Regions from separate parts of the Mus musculus genome. Here region 1 is linked to region 2. Evidence: chromatin loops called from intact Hi-C (ENCODE). Cell type or tissue: gastrocnemius. All regions are shown on one strand. Each heading gives the region's core, and the rest is flanking DNA. Links, peaks and the distances in the headings are about the cores only. Region 1 overlaps Sgsm2 (small G protein signaling modulator 2). Region 2 overlaps Ccdc92b (coiled-coil domain containing 92B).

What was found. Peaks named below come from ENCODE experiments on the same cell type or tissue, not always from the same donor. Only the 100,000 strongest peaks of a DNase experiment are listed, where the experiment ranks them.
Region 1: it touches region 2 in a loop (4-fold over the local background); 11 of 42 quality-filtered maps call a loop at or near these places.

What each region holds. Positions count from the first base shown.
Region 1 is chr11:74,850,508-74,854,892 of GRCm38, forward strand. It overlaps Sgsm2 (small G protein signaling modulator 2), which reads right to left. Exons shown (of 23, transcript NM_197943.3): 17 at 3,622-4,002; 18 at 3,279-3,403; 19 at 2,818-2,900; 20 at 2,568-2,677; 21 at 1,233-1,329; 22 at 592-759; 23 at 1-388. The coding sequence ends at 300. Among named protein-coding and RNA genes, the nearest start is that of Mir6926, 15 kb to the right of the region's middle. In gastrocnemius, for the core only: no CTCF peak of the experiment used is centred there; a DNase peak (open chromatin) is centred at 2,606.
Region 2 is chr11:74,632,618-74,637,002 of GRCm38, forward strand. Ccdc92b (coiled-coil domain containing 92B) reads left to right here. Exons shown (of 4, transcript NM_001013784.1): 3 at 2,624-2,671. Among named protein-coding and RNA genes, the nearest start is that of Gm50590, 14 kb to the left of the region's middle. In gastrocnemius, for the core only: a CTCF peak has its summit at 2,043 (motif pointing right); a DNase peak (open chromatin) is centred at 2,046.

The DNA of each region.
Region 1 (4,385 bases), core at 211-4,210, 220 kb after region 2:
AACACAGAAAGGGGTCCCCCAAGGCAGCCAGTCTCCTGAGGCCGACCCCTCCTACCCAGCTGTGATCTGCAGGCATCCTGACCCCAACTTGCCCTGCAGGGCCAGCACTGCCCACACTCACATCCCAGGCTCAGTCACTTTGTTAGGTTACACAGCTGAGTGGGTGGGGTTGGCAGGGGTGAGGGTGGGGTAAGGGATCGGGAGAGGCAGTTTGGGCTATGATGGCCTCTGCCTCTCCCTGCTGGAGCTCAGGGGCCTGGTACCTGGGCTCTGCACTTTGCCACCCCCAGCTGCAGCCGTCACTTGTTGTCTATGAGCATCTGCACCTTGTGGACCAAGTCCCGGGCAATCCGCAGGATCTCCTGGGCATCATGCCGCTCAGCCCGCTCTGGGGAAAACATGGAGAATTATGGGAGGTTGAGAGGAGCCCTGGCTGAAACCTCTGCTTAGTTTCCACCTGCTGTGCTCTTGATACCTCCTATGCGAAGTGATCCTAGAATTCTTGAGAACCCTCCAACTCTGCCCAGTCCAGGACTTGAGGCCCCATGCCCCCTTCTAGGGCACATCGAGAATGGCTGGATCAGCTCATACCGTTGAAGAATTTGATGATGTCGGTGAAGTCCATGTTGTTGTCACGGATAATCTCTCTGTAGGCCTCCACCAGGGCCAGGGCGATGAACAGGACAAAGTGCTCTGAGGAGATGCGCCTGGCTGCCCAGATCACTTCCCACACTGCAAACACGTCCTCATACAGCAGCTCTGGGAACAGGAAGGAGCTGCCACTTGATCCAGGCACGGGGCTTGATGGGGACACATGGCCTCAGGCTCCAGCAGCTACATTCTCCCTCCGGCACCCAACCTGGCCCAGCCTGGCTCCAGAATGGGGGAATCCATCCCAAGACCAAGACCCCACCCCCTTCTTTGGCTATCTCTGCAGATGCTCCTCATTCTTAGTGCTCAGGGGAGCTGGAGTTTGGACAAGGCTCCAAAGACCATCGCCTGTGACATAACGAGCAGAACAGTGGTGTGGAAAGGCCTTTCGAGCGTGTGAGCACATACATGTGCAAGTACATACATGCAGCAATTGATTTGGGGCTCTCCCGTTCCCCTGACCCCAGTCCCAAGTCCCACTTTTTTTTTTTTTAATTCTTTAAAAGACAGGGTCTTGCTAGCTGAGACTGGTCTTGAATTTCTAGACTGGGCTCTGATGCCTAGATACACCCACTTCTTACCTCTTTTAAAATCCAGCAGGAACCAGCGATAACAGAAATAGAAGTGGGTATAGTCTCCATTTTGATGCATCAGCTCAAATAGCTCTGAGTCCAAGATCTCATGAGAGAGGGGGAGAAACACTGACCTGAGCTGCTTATGTGCAGCCCTCATGCTCCCTCCCTCCCCCCCCCTCCCTCCCTTGGCTGTAGCCTTTCTGCAGCAACTCCAGTTTCTGGGCATTTGATTTAATCACTAACTTCACTTCTCACCAAAACAGGCTCAGGCATGTGGGCACACTGCTCCTCAGTGTGTGACACGGATAACTGTATCTTTCTGTGTGGTGCCGGGAGTGAAACCCAGGGCTTTTCATGTGTAGGCAAGCACTTTACCTGAACTAGAGCCTTTGTTTTTAAACATTTAAATTGATTCATTTTTTAATGCTTTATTTTTAGTTTATGTGCTTTGCCTGAATGTTCGTCTGTGTGAGGGTGTTCTGTCCCCTGGAACTGGAGCTACAGACAGTTGTGAGCTGCCATGTGGGTGCTGGGAAGTGAACCCAGATCCTCTGGAAGCCCCCAGCTAACTCAGTGTTTGCATATTTGTGCCTACATGTACTTGTAGGTGACCATGGGCATGTGGGCACACTGTGTGCTGGCCAGGGGACGACCTCAGGTGTCATTCACTGCTGCTCTCCACCTTTTGTCATTCTTTTTTTTTTTGTTTTGTTTTGTTTTCAAGACAGGGTTTCTCTGTGTAGCCCTGGCTGTGCTGGAACTCACTCTGAAGACCAGGCTGGCCTCGAACTCAGCAATCTGCCTGCTCTGCTAGGATTAAAGTGTGTTTGTTATTCTTTGTCATTCGCTGGCCTTGAACTCAAGTAGGTTGTCTGGCCAGAGAAGCCAGGGATCTGACTGGCTTCCCCTTCCCAGGGTCATAAACTACTATGTGGCTTTAAAAACAAAACAAAACTACAGGAGTCAAACTCAGTTCCTAGACTAAGGTATTTCTCCAGTCCTTTTGACTTGACAGGTTCTCGCTCTGTAGCCCAGGTGCACCTTGAATTCATAGCAATCCTGATCTCCCTGCCTCGAAATCCCAAGTGCTGGGATTACAAGCATGAGCCTGGCAGTAATGTTTTGTTTTGTTTTAAGTGAAGGAAATTCAGGGATGGCTGGTGGTGCATGCCAGTATCCCAGCAGTCACGGAAGCCAGGCAAGATTGCTGCAAATTCAAGACCAGCCCCTTGGTAAATAGATATGTGAAATAAAAAGTTTCCATATAAGGACACTTCTGGCCCAACCTCTAGCCTCCCCATGGCCGATGGGCACGCCTAGCCATGCCCAGCCCCCACTTACCTGGATGAGGGAGCGCATGTTGGCAAAGTGGCTGTCCATGGCACCCCCACTGGGGAAGTTCTGGCCCATCCTCTTCATGAGGTGGCTGAAGCAGCTGTAGGCCAGCTGGTCTACGAGGAGACGGGAAGGAGACTCCCATGACACCCAGAGGGCAGACTGGCTAATATTCTCCCCGCTTCCAGACTCTTTCTCCCATTTTGTCACACTGAACCCAGTTCCACTTTGGGATGCCTCACACCCCATCCCTTACCATTGTCAAGGATGACCAGGAGAGGTGCCAGGAGATCACACATGCCCTGCACGTAGCCCATATCCAGGTGCTCCCACACGTAGCTGAAATGCCAGGGATGGTCACTGTCGCCAAGTCAGTCACTTTCTTGGGGACTGCCATGAACATGGCCCCTACAACATTCTGTTTCCCACAAGTCAGCCTTTCTTTCCACAACCCTGATATATTTACTATAGCTCTACCCTAGGAGGCAGTAGGAACTACCCATGGCCCTTGTGCCTAGTGAGGGAAACCAAAGGCCACCACCATCTGATGTGAAGGGCAGTGGAGTGAAAGACCCCGGGGATGCAGTGGGGTGGGGGGCTGGCCCTGTGGGGACAGTGCTCTAGACAAGATGCAGGGAGACCTGACACAAAACAATAGGTAAAACCCATGGCCCAGGCTGGGTCCCCAGGTCTCCCACTGCTTGCCCCCAATGGTACCTGCACATGATGTCTCTGAGCCTCTCGAGGTTGGAGGTCGTGAAGTACCAGTAGTTGCGGTCACATCTCTGCACATCCTTGTCTATGCGGTGCAGATTTAAGGCCACGGTGTCCAGTAATTCTATCTGGAAAAGGGGTGTCCCTCAGAGGTAAGGCTGGCCAGCCCCTCCCAGGTTAGGGCAGGAGATGATACCCAAACAAAGAAAACTCAGCCAACAAGGACCCAGAACTCTAGTGATGCTCGGAGAGCTCTTTCAGGACAGACACACCATCCTCTCTCCCCTCTCGGTCAGTCCCCAGATTGAGTGTGTCACTGACGGCAGGATCAGGGAGCATCACGTACAGTATAGGCTGCGGCGCACACAGCTGCGAGCTCCTGGCCTGCTTCAAGCTCACTGGCAGGTGCAAGCGTCTCCTGGCCTGGATCGTGGGGTCCCGGGAAAGTGTGGGCTGCAGTGGCTGGACCCTCGGAGCCATCTTCTCCAGCACCGTCGTCTTCAAAGCCCACACTCTGTGCCTCATCTAGGCTGGACTGGATGCCTGAGGCCACAGAGTAGTTGCGGGAGGAAGGCAGCCCTGAGTCTGGAGAGTCAAACTCCACAGACTGCTGCTCTGCAGCTGCTATGCCCGGGGTCCCAGCTCCTGGCTCCTGTTCCCGCTTTGGTTTGGAATCTTCCAGGTCCTGAGGTCCAGAGGGCTCAAGATCATCCACAGAGATAAATACCTGGTGGGGATAAACAGGTGGCTCCATCCAACACTTCAGGATCTCCCCAGTTAGCATGGAGCTGGGAAGAATTTCCTTCACCCCCTCCCCAAAACTCCCAACACTGCATCCCCTGGGTGCCAAACTGGTTTCTGACCCAGCCAACCAAGAGAAGAACAAGGCTTTGGGCAAAAAACTAGACCGGCCGTGCTTGCTCCATGTCCTCCACAGCTCCAGGAGACTGCTATAGGAAGGGAGACAGAGGCCCCTAGGTTTTTTGGTTTTGTTTTTCCCAAGACAGGGTTTCTCTGTGTAGCCCTGGCTGTCCTGGAACTCACTCTGCAAGCCAGGGCTGGCCTCAAACTCAGAGATCCACCTGCGTCTGCTTCCCAAGTTCTGGGATT
Region 2 (4,385 bases), core at 324-4,323:
TCTGGTTTACAAAGCAAGTTCCAAGACAGCCAGGGCTACCCAGAGAAACCCTGTCTCAAACAAACAAAACAAAAAAAGATAAAGAACGTGAGATTTGGAGGTAAGAGTAAGTTCCATGGGCTGTGGGGACAGCCTGGACAATGATAAGTGCCCTGTGCTTTAATTGCTGGTCTAGCCCTGGCTAAATCCTCTATTTCTTTTCTTCTCATTGCATTCTGGCACCAGTCCCATGTAAGAGAGATGCTGTTTTGCTCCCATTTTCCAAAAGAAAAAACTAAGGTTCAGAGGAGTATCCTTGCTGGCCAGGGTCCTACCATGAATTGCTTTCATAGAGTATTCATAGAATCTACAAGGACTCACATTAGAAGATGGATGGAGAAAGGTGGGAGAAACCAGTGTGGTGGCTCACACCCTTCCTCTCAGCATTCAGAAGGCAGAGGCTGGATGAACTCTGTGAGTTTGAGGCTGGACTGGTCTATACAGTGAGTTCCAGAACAGCCACGGCTATGCAATAAGATCCCATCTTAGCCGGGCAGTGGTGGCGCACGCCTTAATCCCAGCACTCGGGAGGCGGATTTCTGAGTTCGAGGCCAGCCTGGTCTACAGAGTGAGTTCCAGGACAGTCAGGGCTGCCAGAGAAACCCTGCCTCAAAAAAACAAACAAACAAACAAACAAAAAAATCCCATCTTGTCTTAGTTAGGGTTTTACTGCTGTGAAAACACCCCATGACCAAGGCAAATCTTACAAAGGACATTTAATTTGGGCTAGCTTACAGGTTCTGAGGTTAAGTCCATTATCATCAAGGTGGGAACATGGCAGCATCCAGACAGGCATGATACAGGAGGCGCTGAGAGTTCTTCATCTTCATCTGAAGGCTGCTAGCAGAATACTGACCTCCAAGCAGCTAGGATGAGGGTCTTAAAGCCCACACCCACAGTGACACACCTACCTCAACATGGCCACACCTACTCCAACAAGGCCACTCCCTGGGCAAAGCATATTCAAACCATAACACATCTCAAAAAAAGAAAAAAAATGGGGGAGTGGGTCCTACTTGGGGTTCTGTCTCCAAATCTTAAGCCCTGTGGTTAATGGTTGAAAGAAAACCGCCCTAGAGAAGTTAGTGGCAAAGCCAAGGTCCCTTAGGCCATTTCATAGGCCTTGGAGGAAGGGCAAGTTGGTCCCCAAGAGTCCTAAGGGTAGAGGCATCAGAGGGCTCCCAGTGGCCCCAGGGAGAAGGTTCAGGCTCCGGCCATAGCTAAGGTACTCTCTTGTGTCCCAGCAACAAGTGGCCTCCCCAGAGAATACAGTTCTAGCAAACTCTGGTCCCTAAGAGCATTTTGAGGATAGAGGAAGGGTAGGCCAAGGGCACAAGCCTGACTGTAGGTATGCTGGGCACTACTCCCAGAGATGTGCCACTTTCTTCGGGCTCGAAACTTTATCCCTGGGGGGCTGGAGAAATGGCTCAGCAGTTAAGAGCACTGATTGCTCTTCCAGAGGTCCTGAGTTCAATTCCCAGCAACCACATGGTGACTCACAACCATCTGTAATGAAATCTGATACCCTCTTCTGGTGTGTCTGAAGACAGCTACAGTTTATTCATCACATAAAATAAATAATTCTTTAAAAAAAAAAAAAAAAAAAAAAACACCTTTATCCCTGAAGGTACATGCAAGTGCTCCTAGTAGGCCCTCTTGACTCCCGGCTCCCTGCTGTCCTTTTCCCTGCATACTATCCCCAGTCATGTCCAAACTGGAACCCAGAGCAGAAGTTCTAAGCATCTGTCTGTCACTGAGCTGTAAACCCCTGAACCCTTGTTGTTCTAAGCTCTGGGAGTTGGGGCTGAAAATTGCTATCACACAGTTGCTCTGAGAGATGAGGCATTGGGGGCACCAAAGAATAAGTATAAGGAAAATAAGTTCTTTTTGGGTGCCCAGGAAGAACTTGTTCCTATGCCAGAGACCTTGGTGATGGCATTCCTTAGCTTGGTGCCCCTGAGGAGCCCCTCCCCTGCAACACCAAACCAAAGGCTGGTATATTGTCCACCACTAGATGGCACTGTTCTCCTTGAGCCCTTCTTGCCTGGTGGTCAAATGGGGTTTGGGAAACTACAGAGATCTTCAGGCGGTAATACAAGTACAATCCTGGCCATGAAATTAGTGTCACATGAATAGCTCCTGCCTATTTCTGTTGCCTCCTAAGCATTTCTTGGCATTGTGGCATTCATCAGTCAACTAAGCTTGCATGAGCCACGACCCTGTGTTTACAAGAGTCCTCCACAACCATCTAAACTGGCGTCATATCATCCCTTAAAACAGGCAAATACTCCCTCATCCCCAAAACAAGACAGGCTCTTCTGTCCACAGAGGTGGTCTCTGTTCCCCATCCTAGGAACAAAACCTTTGCTGGAAAGATCCCTGGGCCTAGAAACCCAGGCCTAGGCTCTGCCTTTAGTAGGGCTCTTTCCCTGGCTGGGATGTAAGGTAGTTGTTGTAGGTAGTTGTAGGCGGTGGTGTAGTTGATGCCTATGGATCTGTTCTTCTTTAATGGAGTTCTGATTTTTTTATCTGACATGCACACCTACTTGTGCACACACAAACTCCTCTATTCTCTCTTCCCTAGAGCTGACCCACGACCTGGAGATGAGAGAGGTCCAGTCTCACCAACAAGGTAAGAAAAATAGCTCTGGGCTGTGGCGGGAGGCACAGAAGGTTGAGTTTCTGCAAGCACTCTTTTTTTTTTTTTAAGATTTATTTATTTATATGTAAGTACACTGTAGCTGTCTTCAGACACTCCAGAAGAAGGAGTCAGATCTCATTAGAATGGTTGTGAGCCACCATGTGGTTGCTGGGATTTGAACTCCAGACCTTCGGAGAGCAGTCGGGTGCTCTTACTCACTGAGCCATCTCACCAGCCCTCTCCAAGCACTCTTAAAATGTCTTATATATTAGTATGGAATGGGACACATGGAAGCCTGAGAGTTTCTGGGAGTCAGTCAGCTCTCTGCTTCTAACAGTTGGGTCCCAGGGATCAAACTCAGGTCTTCAGACTTGACAGCAAGCACCTTTACCTGCTGAGCCCTCTTGCTGGACCACATTTGACTACTCACTATGTTGTCAAGGATGGCCTTGAACTCTGCAACTTCCTGCCTTTGCCTCCAAGAGCAAAAAAGGAAGCTGCCCAACACTGACCTCTGGCTTCCACAGTGACACAACAAACATAAACATATACACACACTGCACACACATACAAACACATAAATGACATAATGAAATTTTAAAAGATTTTTAAGTCTCACTTGGGCCGGGCATGTGCTACACATCTTTAATCCCAGCACTCAGGAGGCAGAGGCAGACAGATCTGTAAATTGTAGGCCAGCCTGGTTTACGAAATAAATTCCAATATATCCGGGGCTACATAAAAGACCCTGTCTCAAAACAAAAATGAGGAGGTGCTGTAGCAGTACTGAGTGACAAGATTAGGTCCAGATTTAATGTAGGAAAGAAGAACGTCAGCTGGGAGACCTGGAGCTGGGTCGTCGGGCTACCTCCATGTTCTAGCAGTCTTCAGAGGACTCTGGTAGAATCGCTCAAGAGAGGCAGAGGGGTGCCTGAGGCTTCAAACAGTTTCTTCATCATACTATATCAAATTCAAGGCCAGCCTCAACTACCCAATGACACCCTGGGACCATCTGTTTTGTGTTGAGATACTGCCTCACTCTGGAGTCCCAAATGGCCTAGAAATTACTGTGTAGAGCAGGTTAGCTTCAAGTTCATGACCATTCTCCGGCCTCAGCCTCCCAAGTGCTGATATTACAATCATAAACCACTATGTGGGTGCCAGAAGAATTCATAAGAATTAACAGAAACCTGGACATGAGGGTGCACGCCTTTAGTCCCAGCAGGTCACCGGAAGAGACAAGAGGATCTAGGTGAGCTCCAGGCTAGCCTGGTTTATATAGCAAGTTCCAGGCCAGCCAGTGCTTTATAGTGAAGTCATTGTTTCAGGAGGGAGGAGGGAAGGAAGGGAGAAAGGGAGGGACAGAGGGAGGGAGGGAGGGAGGGAGGGAGGGAGGGAGGGAGGGAGGGAGGGAAAAACATACCGATGTGTTAAGGTTCTTACACATCAAGAGCAAGGAAGGCTGTGAATTTTTTTCTTTTTTTTTTTTTTGTTTTTTGTTTTTGTTTTTTTTTTTTGAGACAGGGTTTCTCTGTATAGCTCTGGCTGTCCTGGAACTCACTCTGTAGACCAGGCTGGCCTCGAACTCAGAAATCCGCCTGCCTCTGCCTCCCGAGTGCTGGGATTAAAGGCGTGCGCCACCATGCCCGGCTTCTTTTTTTTTTTTTTTTTTTTTTTTGGTTTTGGTTTTTTCGAGACAAAGTTT